Regions from separate parts of the Homo sapiens genome. Here region 1 is linked to region 2. A link is a loop called in an ENCODE intact Hi-C map of the cell type or tissue named here. Cell type or tissue: right lobe of liver. All regions are shown on one strand. Links, peaks and the distances in the headings refer to the core of each region. The heading gives the core; the rest is flanking DNA. Region 1 has its middle 9.8 kb from the start of FAM43A. Region 2 overlaps XXYLT1 (xyloside xylosyltransferase 1).

Region 1 (9,670 bases), core at 806-8,805, 420 kb before region 2:
TCCTGTGAGAATGCCAATGTTGGCTTTCATCTGTGACTGACAGGCATGTGGTGGTTGGTCCAAAAGTTCAGGCAAATAGTGTTGAAACCAACACCATCAATAAATATAAAGCAGCCATCTCTTTAAAGTCTGATATTTCCTCTCATGTGATTTATAAATAGGAAGGGGGGCTTGAAGGTTGAGGAGGAGGAAGAAGAAAATAAGCAGGCTGGAAAGAGCCAGCTCCCTTCCTCCTCCGTCTGTGCCCTCCCCATCTCTCCTTCCTCCCCTCTGCTTTTTGGCATCGATCCCCACTGCACCTCAGAGCTCTGACTGATGTAATTCTAGAAGAGATGTGAAGGTGACACGTGATTCACCTCTTCTGACTTCTCAGTCTTCCAGGGATGATATCACTAGAGTAAGAAGAGATGTTTTGAATGAAAATAAAAGAAAGACCCTAAAACTACTTTGCTCCTGGAGCTCAGAGGGAAAAGAATGGAGCGACAAAAGCAAAGCTAAGTCATTAGATAAAATACACCTTCCAGAAAACACCTGAAGTCTGGTTTACTCATCAAATTTAGCTTTTCTTTCCTGCAAAGTGAGGCTCATGTTTCTCCATGACTTAACCTGATGGTACTTTAAATGCACTGAGACACTTTCCACGTTCTTTCCCAGCCTAGGTAATCCTCCGTGTTCAACAATGCAGCATCGACTGCATGAAAAACAGGGTGACTCCCGGCGGCACGCGGTCCTCCAGGGGTGGCAGCGTGAGTCTGGGAGGAGGCATTCATCGACTCCTCACAGCACAAACATCCCATGTTCACTTCTACCATTTGTCGCATATGTAAGCAGGAAGGTGGGAGGAATAAAATGGCATAAAATAAACAATAGTATTTCATACCCTCCCAACTATGACAGCTTCAGAGAACCCCCTCCACACACACGTGTGTGGACACACATGGTTTCCCTAAAGAAACACCTCTCACTGCCCCACAGTCAGCAGAACAGATTTTAACCAAATTAGAAAGGCTCTGTTATACTAAGAAAGCACAATTCCCTCCCAGGGGACAGAGCTGTTTTTGAGGGTTCTGCTTGTGAGTAGAGAGAGAACTGGTTGGAAGAATCTACCCCTGGCACCATACTGGAGATTTAAAAATCTCATTGTAGTTGCCAAGGATCACGAGAAACATAGAAATTCTATTAGGAGCAAGTTGCCGTCTTTTTAAACAGGATTTAGTAATTTAATAAGCAGAACTCTTTCCTCTGTGTGGTATGCATCAGTAGTCCCAGCATCTGCTGCTAAGTGATGCATGACAGAGCTAGAAATGTGCACGGACTGCTGGGGTAGGAGCCATGACTGACACATGGGGAACTACTCAGGGCTCCAGGCAGCCAGGAGGGTGCTAGGCCCAGGGCGCTCTGCACTCTCTGCTCCAGGCTTGTTGCACATGTCCACTGTCTTAGTCCGTTTCGTGTTGCTATAAAGAATACCTGAGGCTGGGTAATTTATTTATATTTATTGATTTATTTATTTTGAGACAGAGTTTCACTCTTGTTGCCCAGGCTAGAGTGCAATAGCATGACCTTGGCTCACCACAACCTCCATCTCCCGGGTTCAAGCGATTCTCCTGCCTCAGCCTCCCGAGTAGCTGGGAATATAGGTGCCCTCCACCTCACCCGGCTAATTTTGTGCTTTTTTTTTTTTTTAGTAGAAACAGGGTTTCACCATGTTGGTCAGGCTGGTCTTGAGCTCCTGACCTCAAGTGATCCACCCGCCTTGGCCTCCCGAAGTGCTGGGATTACAGGCATGAGCCACCATGCCTGGCAAGGCTGGGTAATTTATAAAGGAAAGAGGTTTATTTGGCTCAAGGTTCTGCAGGCTGTACAAGAAGTGTGGTGCCAGCTTCTGCTCTGGTGAGGCCTCAGGCTGCTTGCACTCATGGCGGGAGGTGAACTGGAGCAGGAATCAAATGGCAAGAGGAAGGAAGCAAGAGATAGGGAGAAGGGCAGTGCCAGGCTCTTTTGGACAACCTGCTCTCGAGTGAGAGAGAAATCACTCATTGCCTCCGTCTCCCCACAGGGAGAGCATTAACCTATTCATAAGGGATCCACCTCCATGACCCAAATACCTCCCATTAGGCCCCACCTCCAACACTGGGATCAAATTTCAAGAAGAGATTTGGGGGAACAAATATCCAAACTACAGCGGCCACACCTGGATCTGGCTTGACCAGTAGCCGGGGCCGTTTCTGTTCCTTCTGGCTCACCCCTGTTCGTAGGCCCAGTGTCCCCTAGACCAAACCCCCACTGCTTGCTCTAAAGCTCTTGTGACCCAGTTTGAGCGCCTTGACTAACCATCGTCTTGGTGGTTTGAATGGTGAGAAGATGGCCCTGGAACTTGGCACTCCTTCCTTCCTCTTTCTTGAGCTGCTCAGTGGTACCAGAAAAGGACCTTGTTTCTAACCCTCCATGGGGAGTGACATTTCTGAAGGCCTCCTCTTCTCCCCTCCTCTTCATCTCTACCCCTTCCTCCTTCTCCAGTTCACACCTCATTCCCCTATGGCACAGCTCCCCATCTGAATTTCTCCTTTCCACAAACCTAGCTGATATCTTATATTGCCTGAAAGAAAAGATAGCCCAGGCTTTAAAGGAAAAGCAAACCAAGCACAGAGGCATCAGCCAGCACCAATCCTGCAACTCCAGGGCATGCTAAGGGACCAAGACCCACGGGTCCAAACTCCTAGACTGATGCGCTTTTAATAGGCCTCCAGTTATTTTATTTTATTTTTTTGAGACAGAGTCTTTCTCTGTCACCCAGGCTAGAGTGCAGTGGTATGATCTTCACTCACTGCAGCCTCTGCCTCTGGGGTTCAAGTGATTCTCCTGCGTCAGCCTCCAAGTAGCTGGGATTAGAGGCGTACACCACCACGCCCAGCTATGTTTTTAAATTTTTAGTAGAGGCGAGGTTTCGCTATGTTGGCCAGGCTGGTCTCGAACTCCTGACCCCAAGCGACCCGCCGGCCTTGGCCTCCTAAAGTACTAGGATTACAGGCGTGAGCCACTGCACCCAGCCTAGGCCTCCAGTTTTTCTGGCATATAAATAAATTGTTCCCTTTGGGATGGCAGAAACTGGCATTTGGATTTCCCCTTACTTTCCCCCTTATTTGTACTCCCACATTTCATACATGGTAGCTGCTTGATGAGAACTATTTCTGACATTGTTCAGCAACCCCCCCCCCACCCCCTACTCCCCAGACCAAGTGTGAATGAATATGTACTAGATGCATGACGCTGGAGGTAAAGAGGCCGGGGGTCTGTCTTCCTGGGGAGAATGCTGCCGGTGGGTGGGGTGCAGCCCCCAGGGGAACTTCGTCTTCTTTTGCTCCCACCCTTGGTATCTGGTGTGGTGAGACCCCATCCTAGAAGAGTGGATCTAGTTTGTGGGTGGAGAAGCTCTTGCCATTGTATCATGGATATGAATCATTTGTGTCCTTCCTGGTTGGCTGAATTCTTCAAGGACAGGCATATGTCTTAGGCAGCTCTGATTTACCTCACTTAACATGGGGTCTGGCACCTAGTAGGTACTCAGGAAATGCAAAGGAAGGAGTAAAGGAGTGATTCCACTCCAGGAGAGAACAGGTCTAATCAAGTTCAAGGTCATTGTCCAGAAGTAGGAACCAAGGTTTCAAGGATATATGTTTGGTGAGGAGGGAAAATTGGAAATCATTCAATTCCTCACCTCTCCATGAGGTATATTTAATTCCCAAGAATTTCCTTGGAATGTCCCTGACCTTCTAGGGAGGGGTGGTTCTGGTTTGGAGAAGGATGGTTTATTTGGAATCGGCTTTGAACGGAATTGGAGTCTTATCCCTGCTCATCCCAGCCCCAAATTAACTGCCCAAACCTCCCTAAATTGTGCCAAATGAAGACTCAAACAATGTGATGGTGTGGCAGAAAGCCAGGGAGACACGGGTCCAGGCCTGGAGAGCCCTGGACTTCCTCAGTGTGTGAGTCAATCAAGTCACTTCCCCTCTCCAGCCCCAGGATCATCCCAGGTAAAGTGGGTGCCCTTGATTAGACAATAACAAGACTTTCACTATTGTGACGTAAAGAAGCCAAGGTTAAGGTCAAGAGTGTTTCTCCCTTCCCCCTTTCCCTAGTAGGACAAAACAGAAGAAGCCTCTGACTATGGGCTAGAAACTATCTCGGGCTCTGAGGACAGGGCTCGTCTTCAGGACCTACGTTCCTGGACCTTCACCAACGTCTGGTTTGGAAGTGACATTCCCTTGGCGAAGCCAGGAACCAGCTAGTAGATATCCCTTTCATTACCTCAAAACTTAGAGGCCATGGTGGGTCCTGAAACGGCAACTGGCACTGAATCCAAGGGCCAAGTTAGGGTTCAGAGAAGTGCAATCGCTTGCCTAAGATTACTCAGCAAGCTGGGACCAGAACTCAAGGCCCCTGACTCCAAGTCCTACACTCTTTCCCATGAATCCTTTAAGGTGGGGATAAGTTAGTATGGAGGCAACCCAGGGTACTGTCCAAGGAAACTTGGCAGAGCCTAAACATCTGGTCAAAGGCCGTGAGGGCATCTGGCAGCAGGGAGTTTGGGGCTCCTGGCAAGGGAGACCAAGACCCACTTGAGGAAGTCTGGGAAGAAGAGTGAGTTGATGGCCTGGGGAATGCTTCCCTGTCTGTCTTGCAGCAGGCTCCTCCTGCTCCAGGACTCACCCCCATCCTGGATTCTTTCTCTAAAAGGGTTGGGTCTTGGCTGATGACTGGGGAGTCTCCCTACCCTCTGCTCCAGGATTAGCCAATCATGGCTCACCAGTTCATTTCAAAATCTTGAGAGCCAGACACAACCTCATCACCCCTTGGTTCCAATCCTTTCATTTTACAGATAGGGAAACTGAGGCCCAGAGAGGGGAAAGGACTTGTGCGTGTGCCACAGGAAGCTTACAGCAGAGCCAGGATTAGAACCCAGGTTTTGTTTTCCCCAGTCTCTTTCTAAGATGCCACACTGCCCTCTTTCAGACACTCTCAGCAACAATGTAGGGAGCCCCACTGCCCTGGGGACACCAGCCAGTTGTAAGTGTGTGAAGCTTAGGGCTCTCCCCCTTCTCACGCTGCTAAAGTCTCCACTTTTGCCACCTCAAGCTATTGTTCCTCAGTCTACAGTGAATATCCCAAACACTCGCCTAAATGACTTTTCCATGGACCTGACAGTTTAATAGGGGACTCCCAAATATTAAAAGTCTTTGAGATCTAAAAGGCCAAATATTAAGGCTATTTTTAGGCACCATGATGGGAGGAGGCCAGCGTGGGCAGTAACAAATATTTCAGTGCAGGGAGTACTTTTAATCACTTTATGGATGTTCTCCTAACACCATAAGCCATGTTCCTAAAGGTTCCAATCTTGCAGCTGAACTCCTGCCCAGAGAAAGAGAAAACGAAGTTGCCAAGGTCACATGAGTTCAAGGAGGGAGGGTGGGTCGGGACGCTGGGTCCTGCATCAGCACTCTCTCAGTTCTGTGTTCCAGTTCAGGGCTCGCCAATGATTCCCAGGTACCATTTACAGATCTACAAAACCATCAGCAGTTCCTTACCCACAGCTTCTCTCTGTCTTCCCGCAAGGCTTCCCCTGTAGGGAAACCTACCTTCATCTTTGTACGTCGACCTGCCCCCGGTGGCTGTGATTCCCAGGGGAAACCTTTGCTGGTGCTCACCACCTGATTTCCAGTGGAGGAGCTCATCTCTTCAAAAGAGCAGCATGTGATTCAGTGCTACTGTTTGTGTCTGCACCAAACCACGCTGCTTATCTGAAAGAGATCCACAGACACACCCAGGTGTATGAGGCCTTCCCTCTCTTGCGTCTGCAGCAGTGGTTGCAGATGAAAGAAACTTACAGAGTCCATGGCTGGTCGGATCTTTCTGGAGGTGTCCACACTGATGAGATCAAAACAGGTTCCAGTCATAAGCGACAAATCTGCCACTCCATTCCTCTGCCCCAGGTCTTGGCACGTGTCCAACGTTACCTGACAAAAGTGGAATTGGGGGCTGGATGGGGTAGGGTGGTGAGGCTGTAAGGTATAGCTAAGGAGAAAGGCACCTAAGACCCAGTTCTAGCGCTGGTTTTCCCATATATTAGCCCTTTGACCTTGGGCAGGCTTCCTTTTGGCACCAATTCTTGATGTGAAATAGAGCTGGTAATACCTAATCAAACTCTCTCTTTCAGGTTGTGTTTAGGCTCAAAATCTAAATGTTGGACCAGTAAGGGCCTTGTAAAGTGCAGTACGGGAAAGGAGTGGTTGCTGCTGGAGTACTCACACGGAAAGAATACAGTCTGGCTGGGTGAGCTTCGGTGAGGCTCGCCCACGGAGCCAGTGTGCCAATGGGTAGGAAGGTTTTCAGAAACATATCTCACGGCCCAAGGTGGGAAAACCCGAAAAAATGAAGGAATTTATTAAGAGTAGGAAGCAGTAGGTGGGTATTTGAATGGCATACTTCATGTGGAAACATTACGGGCTAAGTTTCCATCCAAAATGCTCGATATCCACATGGGCTACATGGCCATCTCCAGCCCAATCTCTTCCCTCAGCTGTGGCAGGAGAGCACGGCGGCTGCCCTATGCTCTCTGGCTGCATTTTTATTTGTTCCATATAATGGGATTCATTTAGTCAGCATTTGATTATCAGCCCAGATCAGTATTACTGATGTGATTAGTGTTCTATACTCAAGCACACACACACGCACAACCGCCCAAAACTTTCCACAAATATTTGCAATTGTGATTTCATTTACCTCTCAAATAGATGTCCCTGAAGTGGACACACATCCTCTTAAAGTAATTCTTTAGACTGATTATTTTCTAGAAAAGCGGAGGTTCTGAGATTTTTCTTGGAAACATATGCAGGGAGAGTATACACAAGAACACGTGGGATCCTCTTATCCTGCTAGAACGGTGGTGTGTGTGTGTATACATGTGTGTGTTCCTGTGGGTAATCCTGGGACTGTGCTCTAGGGTGGATATGAGCTGTATTGTCAACTCAACCTGTTGTGCTTGGCATTGGTGTGAAATGATCAGTGAAAACTCATAGCGCAATGAGAGAGCGGTGCGATCCTCCCAGGTTTCCGCCAAAAAACCCTTCAGATCACAGCATCCTTTCCTTTCCATTGTGCTCTGAGTTTTCTTCTTTGTTTGCTTTTAATATTAAATGTTCTTAAACTAATTGAAACCACTGATTCCCTTTGAGAATGCTCTGTATTGCTGGAGACCATGGTCCAAAGACGCCTACTGCTATGATGACTGTGGATAATTACAGTAGAGCTGCCTTTCACCCTCAGGGTATCCCAGTTTGATGAAAAATGATAAGTGATATAGCCAACCCCCTGTAACCTAGGCAAATTTGTCAACCTATGCATGTCTTCATTCATTCATTTCTGTTCTCTCCTTCACTGAAGGGACATTCACAAGGTATCTCCTGTGTGCCAAGCACTGTGCTGGTTGTGGAGGGAGGTGGGAGAGTGTGGGGAAGGGGTGAGATTGGGGGATAAAGTGGGGGGCTGGAGGATGAACCCAGGGAGATGAGATGCAGTCCTTGCTCTTATGTCCAGCAGAAAAGGACAAAGCGGGTAAGACCAATCCAACATAAAGAGAGGCATGGTCAGTTTATGTGTAAAGTATTGAGGGAATATAGTGCAGGGGCAGCCAACCCACCCACGGGAGGGAGGGGTGATCACAAAGGGTTTCACAGAGGAGATGCTCTTCCTCTTTAACCATCAAAGTGGGTCTCCTCAAAGGCTCCGCCTGGAGTCACAAACCTGCCTGACTTAGGTTCTAGAGGAAGCATCATTCTCCAGAACTTTTTTTTTGGTGGTGGGGAGGTGTTTTTGGAAATCTCCTACCTGCAGCCTCTCTCCAGCCCTGTAGTTTTAAAGGCCACTTCAGAAAACCACTCAAGTTTTTTCCTCATTGGTCCATTTCTTGACCTGCACACTTGGCCACCAGAAAAAAATAGAGTATGGTGAGTATAATTAAATAGGGTAGAGATTACCAGCTGCTTTAATAAATCTCATACTCTTACTGGCTTGACATAATAAAAGATTAGTCCTCACTTATGCAATAGTCAGTATGAATACTCTTGGTTGCCAGGCATTCATTCAGAGACCCAGGCTCCTTCTACATTGTGGCTCCACCATCTCCTAGGGCAAGAGCCATGGGCCAAATTGAGTCTGCCAGCTGTTTGTAAATGAAGTTTTACTAGAACACAATCACACTCATTTACTTACGTATTTATGGCTGCTTTTGAACTCTGACAGCAGTTGCAACAAATACTGTGTAGCTCACAAGCCTAAAATATTTACATCTGGCCCAAAAACTTGTTTATCTCTATTCTAAGGTCTTGGAATTTCTGCATCTGGCCCAAGAATGTCCTCCAGTGGATAGAGAATGTGTATGATCATTTAGAACATTTTAATGGGCCAGGTCCAGAAGGGATACACACAACTTCTGCCCATGTTCCATTGGCCAGAACTCAGTTCGTGGCTATATGTCACTACAAGGGAAGCTGGGAAATGTAGTCTAGCTGTGTGCCCAGAAGAAAAGAGAAATGGAGAAATGGGCTTGGAGAAGAGGTGTGCAGACTCTGCAACAGGTGGAGGGGCAGGCCTACTCATCCAAGTCTGCATGTACACTGGAGATTCAATTTTTTGTTTTTTAGAAAGGATCTTGTTCTGTCACTCAGGCTGCAGTACAGTGGTGTGATCATAGCTCACTGCAGCCTTGATCTCCTAAGCTCCAGTGATCCTCCTGCCTCAGCCTCCTGAGTAGCTGGGACTACTGGTGTGTGCGATCACGGCTGGCTAATTTTTTAATTTTTACTTTTTGTAGAAATGGAAGTCTCGCAATGTTGCCCAGGCTGGTCTCAAACTCCTTGGCTCCAACAATCCTCCAGCCTCAGCCTCCCAAAGTGCTGAGATTACAGGTGTGAGCCACCATGCCAGGCCTGGAGATTCAAATCTTGTCCCAAACAGAAAAAGTACCTACTCTCTTGTCCTCTCTTCATTTTATGACCACTGGCTCAGGTTTATACAAACTAAGACTTTGGAAGGGTCATGGGGAAATCATTTATCTGTGTTTTGTGTAGGTGTTCATCATTCAGTTTGCACATGGTCCTAGGGGCTGCTTTAAATATAGGTCAGAACCCAGAGCCCAAGTAACTTCTCAGAAACAGACGCTGAAAATCACATTAGCTCGGGACTAGAAGGAACATTTGAGCTGGACTGTCTTTCCTTGGGAGGAGGGGCAGTCCCTGGATTCTTACGACCCTTAGGAGCAGGTCTCTCTTTCTCCTGGGACAGCCCAGCCCCTGGAAGGACAGCTCTGATTCTTGGAAAGGTCTTCTGAGATTTGTCTTCCTGTGACCTGTTGCACGGGTCCTCCCTCTGCACTGTGAGCTGCAGAGAGTGGGTCGCCTCATTTTTTCCCAGTGTGCCGGGCAGATCAGAAACCTGGCCACGACAGGCCTTCCACTCTACTTCCTTGTCAGACACAGCCACCCTAGGGAAGCTGCCTGTGCTCTTCTTTCCTGGAGGCCTCAGCTGCCTTTCGCCAGGGAGCCCAGACACCTGCTTTCCAGATGAGAGGGGGACCTAGATAGAGGTGTGAGTGCTCACTGCACGCTCTAGGAAG
Region 2 (9,670 bases), core at 892-8,891:
GTCTGGTGTGTGTGGTGTATGAGTGTGCGTGTGTGTGGTGTATGTGTTCAGGTATGTATGTGAGTGTGGGGCTGGGTGTGTGTGTGGTGTATGTGTGGTGTGTGTGGTGTATGAGTGTGTGTGTGGTGTATGAGTGTGCGTGTGTGTGGTGTATGTGTGCCTGTGTGTGTGGTGTATGTGTGCATGTGTGTGGGTGAGGTGTGGGTGTGTGTGGTGTGTGTGGGGGTATATGTGTGTGTGGTATATGAGTGTGCGTGCATGTGTGTGTGTTGTGTGTATGTGTGTGGGTGGGGGTGTGTGCATGGTGTGTGGTTGTGTGTGGCATGAGTGTGCATGTCTGGTGTATGTGTGCGTGTGTGTGGTGTGTGTGGTGTCTGGTGTGTGTGGTGTATGAGTGTGCGTGTGTGGTGTATGTGTGCATGTGTGGTGTGTGTGTGTGTGGTGTGTGTGGTGTCTGTGTGTTGTGTGTGGTGTCTGAGTATGTGTGTGTGTGGGTGAGGTGTATGTGTGGTGTGTGCGTGTGTGGTGTATAAGTGTGTGGTGTGCGTGTGTGGGTGAAGTGTGTGTGGGTGTGTGGTGTGTGTGGGGTGTATGTGTGCGTGTGTGGTATATGTGTGTGTGGGTGAGGGTGAGGTGTGTGTATGTGTGTGGTGTGTGGTGTATGTGCGTGCGTGTGTGCTGTATAAGTGTGTGTGGTGTGTTATGTGTGTATAAGTGCGTCTGTGGTGTATGTGTGCGTGTGTATGTGGTGTAAAGTGTGTGTGGTGTGTGGGTGAGGTGTGTGTGTATGTGGTGTATGTGTGCATGGTGTGTGGTGTATGTGTGCGTGGTGTACGTGTGCGTGTGTGTGGTGTGTGTGTGGTGTATGTATGTGGTGTGTTGTGTGGTGTATGTGTGTGTGTGCTGTATGTGTGCATGTGTGTGGTGTGTGTGTGGTGTGTGATGTATAAGTGTGTGTGGTGTGTTGTGTGTGGTGTATGTGTGTGTGTGCTGTATGTGTGCATGTGTGTGGTGTGTGTGGTGTGTGTGTGTGTGCTGTATGTGTGCATGTGTGTGGTGTATAAGTGTGTGTGGTGTGTGTGTGGTGTATAAGTGTATGTGGTGTATGTGTGCGTGTGTGTGGTGTATAAGTGTGTGTGTGGTGTGTTGTGTGTGTTGTATAAGTGTGTGTGTGGTGTGTGGTGTATGTGTGCGTGTGTGTGGGTGAGGTGTGTGGTGTGTGTGTGTGGTGTGTGTGAGGTATGTGTATGTGGGTGGGGGCAGGGTGATATTTATTTTCTAGGGCTGCCACGACAAAGTACAAACCGGTTTGCTTAAACAGCAGACACTGATTGTCCGCAGTCCTGGAGGCTAGAAGTCTGAGATCATGGGTCGGCAGGGCTGGATCCCTCTGAGGGCTGCGAGGCCGAGCCTGTTCCAGGCCGCTCCCCTAGCTTCTGGTGGTTCGCTGGCAATCTTTGCTATTCCTTAGCACGCAGAAGCAAAGCCGTGATCTGACTTCTCCTTTACGTGATGTTCTCCCTGTGTGTGTGTGTCTGTGCCCAAATTCCTCTTTTTATAAGAACACCAGTCATACTGGATTAGGCTCGACCATGAGGACCTCATCTTAACAAATGACATCTGCAACGACCCTATTCCAAATAAGGTCACATTCTGAGGGAGTGGTGGTTAGGGCTTCAGCGTATGAATTTCTGAGGAACACATTCAATCCATAGCAGAGAGGGGAGATGGGGAGAGAGGCTGGATGGGGAGCAAGGGGAAAGGAGGTGGCGGAGAGGGTCTGGCTGGGCTGAGTGGGCTGGGCCTGTGTGTATCTCTCTGGCTAGGATGGCGCTCCAGGGGCAGGTGTCTGATGGTGCTCAGTGTCTCTCATGACGGGAGCATCTGTCACTGTGAACGTCTGTAAGCAGCAGGTAAAGGACACGCTGATTGTGACCAAGCTGAACGAGTATTATACTATCACTGGCCCACCCATCTACCACTGGTACTGACTCGTGAAGCCTATCTTTTCTCACAGAATTCCACTGTCTTCAACGTGGTAAGATTAACAGACAGACTTCTAACATAAGCTGTCTTCACAGGGCCTTGAGGCTGGATTACCTCAGTTACAACAAAACAGAATTTTCAAAAATAGGAACTCAACTTAAAGATTTAAAATTGAGGTAAAGTGGCCTTCGGAAAAATATGTAAATACAAGATCATTTGCTCGCCCCAATCGTGGAAGCTTGATTCAAATAGCGCGTGCCTGCTCTACATGCAAAGTGAACATCCTGATTGCCTGTAAATGCCTCAGGAACTCATTTCTTCTACAGTTTACTTGGCATTACTATCGCTGCAGAAATGTGCAAATGAGACGGGTGCTAATATCAATCAGTACATTGGTATATACCAAATCAGCTTAAGTGAGGACAAGATAGTTATAATTATTCTTAAAACCCACGAGACCATTTCTAGCCGTCAGGAGGGCCCATGAACTAGGAAACTGAGGCTTGCTGACATCTCAGCGACACCTGGGCAAAAGCCTACTGGAATCCGGGTCAGGTTCTGTGGGCTGCCATGGCTGAACACTGGGCAAACACGGGTTTCGCTGATGCTTTGGGGTTCGCAAGCCCCAGAAGATCTGTCCACACTGATCCACTCTGCTCAGTTCTGAGGCAACTCGGGGCAGGGCCATCGAGCCCACCCACCCCAGCAAGGACTGCACGTGCGCACGTGCGCGCACACACACACATGCACACACACGCACGCACACCCACACGCATGTGCACACCCACACACATGCACACACGCATGGACACATGCACACACCCACACACACCCACACACACACACAGAGCCCCCAGCCCCAGGTGGGAACAGCTAGATGAAGCAGTGCACACACACGCACGCACACACACACACGCATGCACACACACGCACACATGTGCACACACACACCCCCATGCACACACGCAGCTCCCAGCCCCGGGTGGTGGGAATAGTTGGATGAAGCAGTGCACACACACACGTATGCACACACGCAGCTCCCAGCCCCGGGTGGTAGGAACAGCTGAAGCAGTGCGCGCATGCACACACACACACCCATGCACACACGCAGCTCCCAGCCCCAGGTGGTGGGAACAGCTGAAGCAGCGCACACACGCACACACACCCACACGCATGCACACACATGCATGCACACATGTGCGCACATACACGCAGCCCCCAGCCTCCAGCCCCAGGTGGTGGGAACAGCTGGATGAAGCAGTCAAGAGAACATGGGTTTCAAAATCCAATCTGGGTTTCAACTGCAGCCATGCCCCTCACTCGCCGTGCCATCCCAGGCAAGCTGTTGCTCTTCTTTGAGCTTCAGCTTCCTCCCAGATAGGAACATTAATCCATACCCAGAGGCTGTGTGAAGATTAAACAGCATTTCATATGAGGAGCCCTCGCACAGAGCCTGGCAAGAGCCACTCCTTGGTCCGTGGACCTTCCCGTCTTTTCTCCCTTCCACAGTAAGGATGGAGCCGCCTCAGGAAAACATCTCCCACTGATTTCGCCGCAACTGCAGGATGGAAACGGAGGTGAACATCTGGCGGGAGCTCGGAAAAACGCCAGTTTCTGACACTATCTTCGACAAGCCAGGGAGTTGGGAAAGCTTGGGAGGGGAGTGGTGCACTAACGTATATTAACACTTACTACGAGGCAGGCACCGTTCCAAGAAGCTGACATGTTTTCAAGAATCTTAATTCTCAGAACATCCCTGATTAGGTAGTACGCTTATCCTTAACATAGGGGGAAACTGAGGCACAAAGCGGTTTACTGGTTTGTCCAAGGTCACAGGGCTATTAAATAGTGGAGCCAGGACCTGAACCCAGGCAGTGTGAACCCAGCACTCACGGTCTTTTTTGTTAGAATCCTTTTTCTCTTTAATCAGTTTTGGATTTCCCCTCTGTTTCATGAGCTTTTTGCTTTACTTTTTAGCCATTCATTCCACAAACACCTACTCGGAGCCAGGCCTGGGAATGCCGAGCTTGGCTGAGGGAGCCTGCACAGCACCCACAGGACCAGGCAAAGAGGCGGAAAGGGGTGTGGCCAGGAGAAAGGGTTGTGGCCAGGAGAAAAGGGTGGAAAGGAGCCCTGGGCATTCTGATAGTGCCAGAGGGTGCTCCTGAGGCCGGCGGGCAAAGAATGCTATGAAGAAGGGGTGTCTGAGTTGGCCATGAATGACAGAGAGGATTTCTCAAGGTAGAGATGGGTGAAGAGAAGTCCCTCCAGGTGGCAGGAACAGTGCAAGCAAAGATAAGCAGGTGAAAGCTTGGCACAGCATCTGGGAGCCATGAGTGCCCAATTTGGCTAGAGCGTACTGAGTCAGTGCCAGGTCACAAACGCCTTGAGTGCCAGACCCCTGGGTTGAAGATTCTGAATGCATTCCAAGATTCAATTAAGGAAGCAGGATGATCTGCCCATGATTTTGCCCACTTATGGTGGCAGCCAATCATCCTGCAACAACTGTGCCCCAGTCCACACGCTTCCAGGGAAAGCTGCATTGGGTGGCCCCCTTCTCGCTCCTCCACGTGAAGCCCTGAACTCAGCTGCCCAAATTTGTTTCTCCACAAAGTACAGCCACACCATTGCACCCAAAATGGAGGATCTGAGGGGCCAAGGAATGACTACTGCCTGGAGAGCCGGGAGACACGGAGCATCACCTTCCACCTGCGTTGAGCTTCTTTTCATTTCACTCCATGTACTAAATAAGCCATTTTGAGCACCTGCTCTGTGTACGGTCCTGTGCCTGGGTCCCATGAGACCCAAATCATTGTCATTTCTCTAGCACTTGAAACACATCTGTCCCCCTACACCCACAATCACATTATACAACCATGTCATCAACAAGTACATTTCTACTAAAAAGTTCCTGCTCATGACAGTGCTGGGAGGACATCTCTTTACACGTTTAATTACGAAGACCAGGACCAGACATGAAATCCTAATGACCCAAATGAACAGCACTTGATGTAGAAGGCAGCGCGGCTTTGCCCACATTCCCTGAACCTCTGTCAAGCTTGTGACAAGCTTTCGTCAATCAGACGAAACTAAGTGAAAAAGCAATCGCTTTTGGAGCACGCAGGAAGGTAGCAGTCTTACAGGCTTAGAAAACCAGGGAGGAGTGAAGCCGCTCAGTGGTCTCCCTGCCGGTGCAAGGAGGCTGCCACCTGCAGAAGGTGCTAACGCCAAGTGTGGGAAGACACCGGGGTCGGCCTGGGCGCAGTCACTCCTGGGTGGAGGCTGAGCTTGGGAGTGTGAATGCCGCAGGCCCCACCCGTTCCACTCGTCAAAATCGTACCTAGCTGAGGTTGCACAGTTGGCTCCTCCCAAACCTCCCGTTGATCCTCCTCCTATTGAGAGGTTGGAACGAGGGAAACTAAGCTTCCCAGATGCCCAAACGGCGAGAGCTCGGGACGTGAATCAGGTGCTGCGACTCGGGAACTAGTGTGCTCACATGAGACGTGCCCGGTGAGAATGTGGCTTCTGGCTGTCACTGCTGGTTAGACGGTCCCAGTCACCTTGAACCCAGGTCGTGCTGCCGCTTCCTGAGTACCAGAAAAGCAGGGCAGTGGTGGTGATTTCTGTCCAAACTCCATAATCCTCAGACCTCAACTTAGACTGTTCATCCTTCAGCCTCCTAGAGAGTCCAGGAATGGCTGTGGGCTGGCAACAGCTGCTTCTGAACTAGCCAGGAGTCCTTCAAAAGGCCCAGCCGGAAACCTGCCCCTTGAGCCCCTCCAACAATGTTGTAAGCACCTAATTCCAACAAGAAACTCCTTCTGCTTACACCACCTGGAGTGGTTTCTGCTTCCTACGCGATCCCTGGTTGATAAACCCTGCCTGGCAAACCGAGCACGCGTGAAGGCCTCAGGAGCCACAGTGGAAGTGGTTTGGAAAGCACAGCTATTTACAGGACGACTCCCTTCATCTGGTGCGGAGCAGTAACCCCCTCGTCTGGCTCCGGCAGCACACCGTGTGCGCTCTCACCTTTGAGCTGAGGTGTTCACGTCCGAGGTGGAGGAAGGAGGGCGGCAGGTGCAGGCCAGGACCGGACCTCGGTTATCTAGAGAGTAACTAACAGTGCTTTGTCAGAGGGCGAGAGGGTCTGATGGGGGCAGCTCTGTATGAAAACTGGAGGCGCTGAGGCTGTCCTCAGGCTCAGGAGACAAAGACCGAGGACAGGTGACAGGGACAGTGATAAGGAGCTGGGCCGCTCAGGAGATGGCAGGAAACTCAAGTCAGGCAGCTGAAGCATGCACTATTTGCCACAAACGGAGTCGGGCTATCTAAAACAGGTTGTTTACGTGGACTTGATGGGCCTATAAGACTCAGCGACAGGGAGAAGCAGCTGGATTGGGGTGTGTTGAGCTTTCCTGTCACCCAAGGCAGAGGGGCGCTGTGTTCTGGTAGGTGACATGCACTATGAGATCTCAAGAGCAAGAGAAAGAAGGCATGCCACCACGAGCGGTGGAATCTGCACCATGCTGGATCTACTGACACATCTAAAACATTCTCAACTGCAGCAACATTTCTGGGCAAGTAAGTTCTAAGCGTGTCTGTTTCCCCTCACAAATTCTAACCAGAATGCTTTAAGCCAATGCTTCTCCAATTTTAATGTTTCTGTGAATTATCTGGGGATCTCGTTAAAATGTAGATTCTGAGTCAGTAGGTCTGGGGTGGGGTCTGAGATTCTGTTTCTGGTCCATGAACTACACTTTGAGTAGTGAGACTTGAAGCTTCAGAAACATCAGTCAAGATCCAAACTATTTACAGGTGCACTGCCAAGTGCACATCAGCAAGAAGGGAGGGAACTTGGCCCAGGAAACACAAGAGAGAGACAGTAGAACCAATCCACAGGACAACTTATCAGCTCTCACCGGCTTGCAACTCTATTTCCTGCTCTCTCCCTCACCCTTACCCTGGGACGCTTGGGAGAATAAGATTTAATTTCCCATTTCTGGGGACTCTAAAAACTGTGCAGAAGGGAAAGGGAAGGTAAGTCATTGAGGGCTGACCATCTCCAGGACCAGGTAAAGGCTGAGACGGAAACACACTTGCTTGCCTGCCTGACCCAGAAAGCCTTGTTCTCCTTTCTGGAACCTCGGGAGCAAAACAGGCAAAGGTCCCACAGGTGATTGGGGGAAGAGCAATCCAGATGGCAGATAATCCTATACAATAATGCTCAGGCACACCAGGGGTCAGAGAAATGAAACAAAGTAACAATGAAGTGTTACTGCCCACCCATCAGCCCAGCCAGCACAAACAAGGAAATCACAACTGATGCTACGGGGATGTGGAAACAGGTGCCTTCATGTACTATTAATGGAAGTGAGAATTGCTGTAGTTTATTGGGAAAACAATCTGGAAACATCCTATATATATATAGTGTATACACACACACACACACACACACACACACATCCCCTTCAGCTCAGCACTCCTACTCTTGGGAATCTATGCCTGGGAAATAAAAGCACTAGCTCGGAAGGACACATACACACACGCGTCCATATGTACAAATGAGAATGTTTGTGGAAGCATTATTTATAAGTGAAAAAACTAGAGATAAAATGAATGCCATCAAAGTAAGAATGTTGAATCAGATGTGGGCCATCCATCCTATGGACTACATTAGCAGAATGAAATAAGAGAGGCATACCAGTGAACTTGAGGGATTTTTCTATGAAGTACTGATGAGCAAGAAAAGCAACATGCAGTAAATTTGATTCATATGATCTCATTTTTATAAAACAATTTTTAAAAACTTGTACATGTATCTATGTGTTGATGTGTGTCATAAGTGTCTATGACTTTTATAAGCACAGATAAACATATGGGAGGATTCCAAGTTATTAAATGAGTTATTTGGTGTGGAGTAGGGGTCGGGGTAGCGTGGAAACAAAGGGAAAAACTCCATGCACCCCCCTCTCTCACGCACACATGCATGCACACATCCAGGGAAACAATAAGAATGAGGGGTCCCTGGCCCTCTTTCCCTCTGTGGTGCCTGCCCGGAGCTCAGCTCTTGTGGGTAGCTGTCACTACAGGACACTGTGGAGGGGACTAATTACATGCCAATAAGTGTAAAGGTCAGTGGCCATCTCAGTGCCACTCAGCACTGGAGTTCCCATTCCTGGGCCCCTGGGCCACAGCCTCCCCGTCGGAATAACACTTGGAAATTTCCAGGAAGAAGAAATTCACTCTGCTCAGGGCAGCATGTTCTACTTTTTGAAAATGACTTTTTAGTGAGTTCTTTCTCACATGATGCTGAATTTCACCCCTTAACGCTTCTGCTCTCTGCTCCACGTCCTGCCCCCTAGAGCCACAAGGAACAAGTACATTTCCTGTCCCATATGAAGACAGAGATAATGCCCCCCTGGGCTTTCTCTTATCTTAACTAAACATCCCCAGTCCTGCCACCGGTGCTGAGCACTCATCTAAGGCATTTCCTGATGGCAGGTCAGGTTCTTACTCCTCCAGTGAGACACAGGGATTTTGATAAGATGCAGGCGAAGACCCCAAATCTCCAAGCCTTCCCAAGGAACAAGTCAGCACTACCCCTATCAGAAAAACTCTGAAGGAGATACAGAGCAGGGTGGGGAGGAAGGCAGTTCCAAAGGTCCTTCTAATTTCCTTAGGAGCCCCATGGCCCGTGGCCACCACTAGCGTGACTACACAATGACTGCCTCCCAGCTTCCACACCGGGCTCCCAGTGCATGTCACCGAGCTTGCCTGGCCATGACTCATGCAGGAAAGGCTGCACAGGTGACGCCAGGTGTGGACATGGCAGAAGGAACGGAAGATGAGGTTAGGCTTGGCTTCCTTGCAATCACCTTCTGAAGGGCTGTGGGCTGCAGCAGGGGCACTGGGCATTCCAAGCTGGGGGAGAATGCAGCCTTCACAGACTTGCCACAGGCACCTATGCCCCAGGGGCATACACAAGGGACTGCAAAGGGAGAAATGAACCATGGTGAGTTAAATCTCATTAATGCAAAACCTACCAACCCAGAATTAGAGAGACCTGGGCCTGGAGTTGACAGCGCCAATCCCAGAAACAGCTTTCACGGGTAAAGATACGAGTACACAATGTTTCAGAATTCCCGAAGGAGGTGACGTAGTAAACTTTCGAAACGTAGTTCCCTGAAGGAGGAATCTTCAGTGGGGTTCTAAGAGCACTGCGTTCCTCTGGGGCTCTGTCATTAGCTGTACATCAGCAGGCAGGTCACCTCTCTGCTTTGAGCCTCAGTTTTGTCTTTGAAAAAATGGAAATAAGCCCAGGCGCGGTGGCTCATGCCTGTAATCCCGGCACTCTGGGAAGCCAGGGCGGGTGGATCACGAGGTCAGGAGTTTAAGACCAGCCTGGCCAGCATGGTGAAACCCTGTCTCTACTAAAAATACAAAAAAAAAAAAATTAGCTGGGTGTGGTGGCACGCGCCTGTAATCCCAGCTACTCGGGAGGCTAGGGCAGGAGAATCACTTGAACCTGGGAGGTGGAGGTTGCAGTGAGCCGAGATTGCGCCATTGCACTCCAGCCTGGGAGACACAGCGAGACTCCATCTCAAACAAAAAAAAAAAAAAAAAAGGAAATAACATATATAGTGAAGCTGATATAAAAATCCAATAAGGGAAATCACATAAAATG

What was found. A loop is a pair of places that touch in the nucleus more often than their neighbours do. Peaks named below come from ENCODE experiments on the same cell type or tissue, not always from the same donor. Only the 100,000 strongest peaks of a DNase experiment are listed, where the experiment ranks them.
Region 1: it touches region 2 in a loop (2.4-fold over the local background); 105 of 110 quality-filtered maps call a loop at or near these places.

Annotation. Positions count from the first base shown.
Region 1 is chr3:194,690,871-194,700,540 of GRCh38, forward strand. No RefSeq gene overlaps it. Among named protein-coding and RNA genes, the nearest start is that of FAM43A, 9.8 kb to the left of the region's middle. In right lobe of liver, for the core only: no CTCF peak of the experiment used is centred there; no DNase peak of the experiment used is centred there.
Region 2 is chr3:195,109,696-195,119,365 of GRCh38, forward strand. All of the region lies in intron 3 of XXYLT1 (xyloside xylosyltransferase 1), which reads right to left. Among named protein-coding and RNA genes, the nearest start is that of XXYLT1-AS1, 20 kb to the left of the region's middle. RefSeq lists enhancers at 7,606-8,148, 8,149-8,689, 8,423-8,482. In right lobe of liver, for the core only: no CTCF peak of the experiment used is centred there; no DNase peak of the experiment used is centred there; H3K27ac peaks cover 352 bases.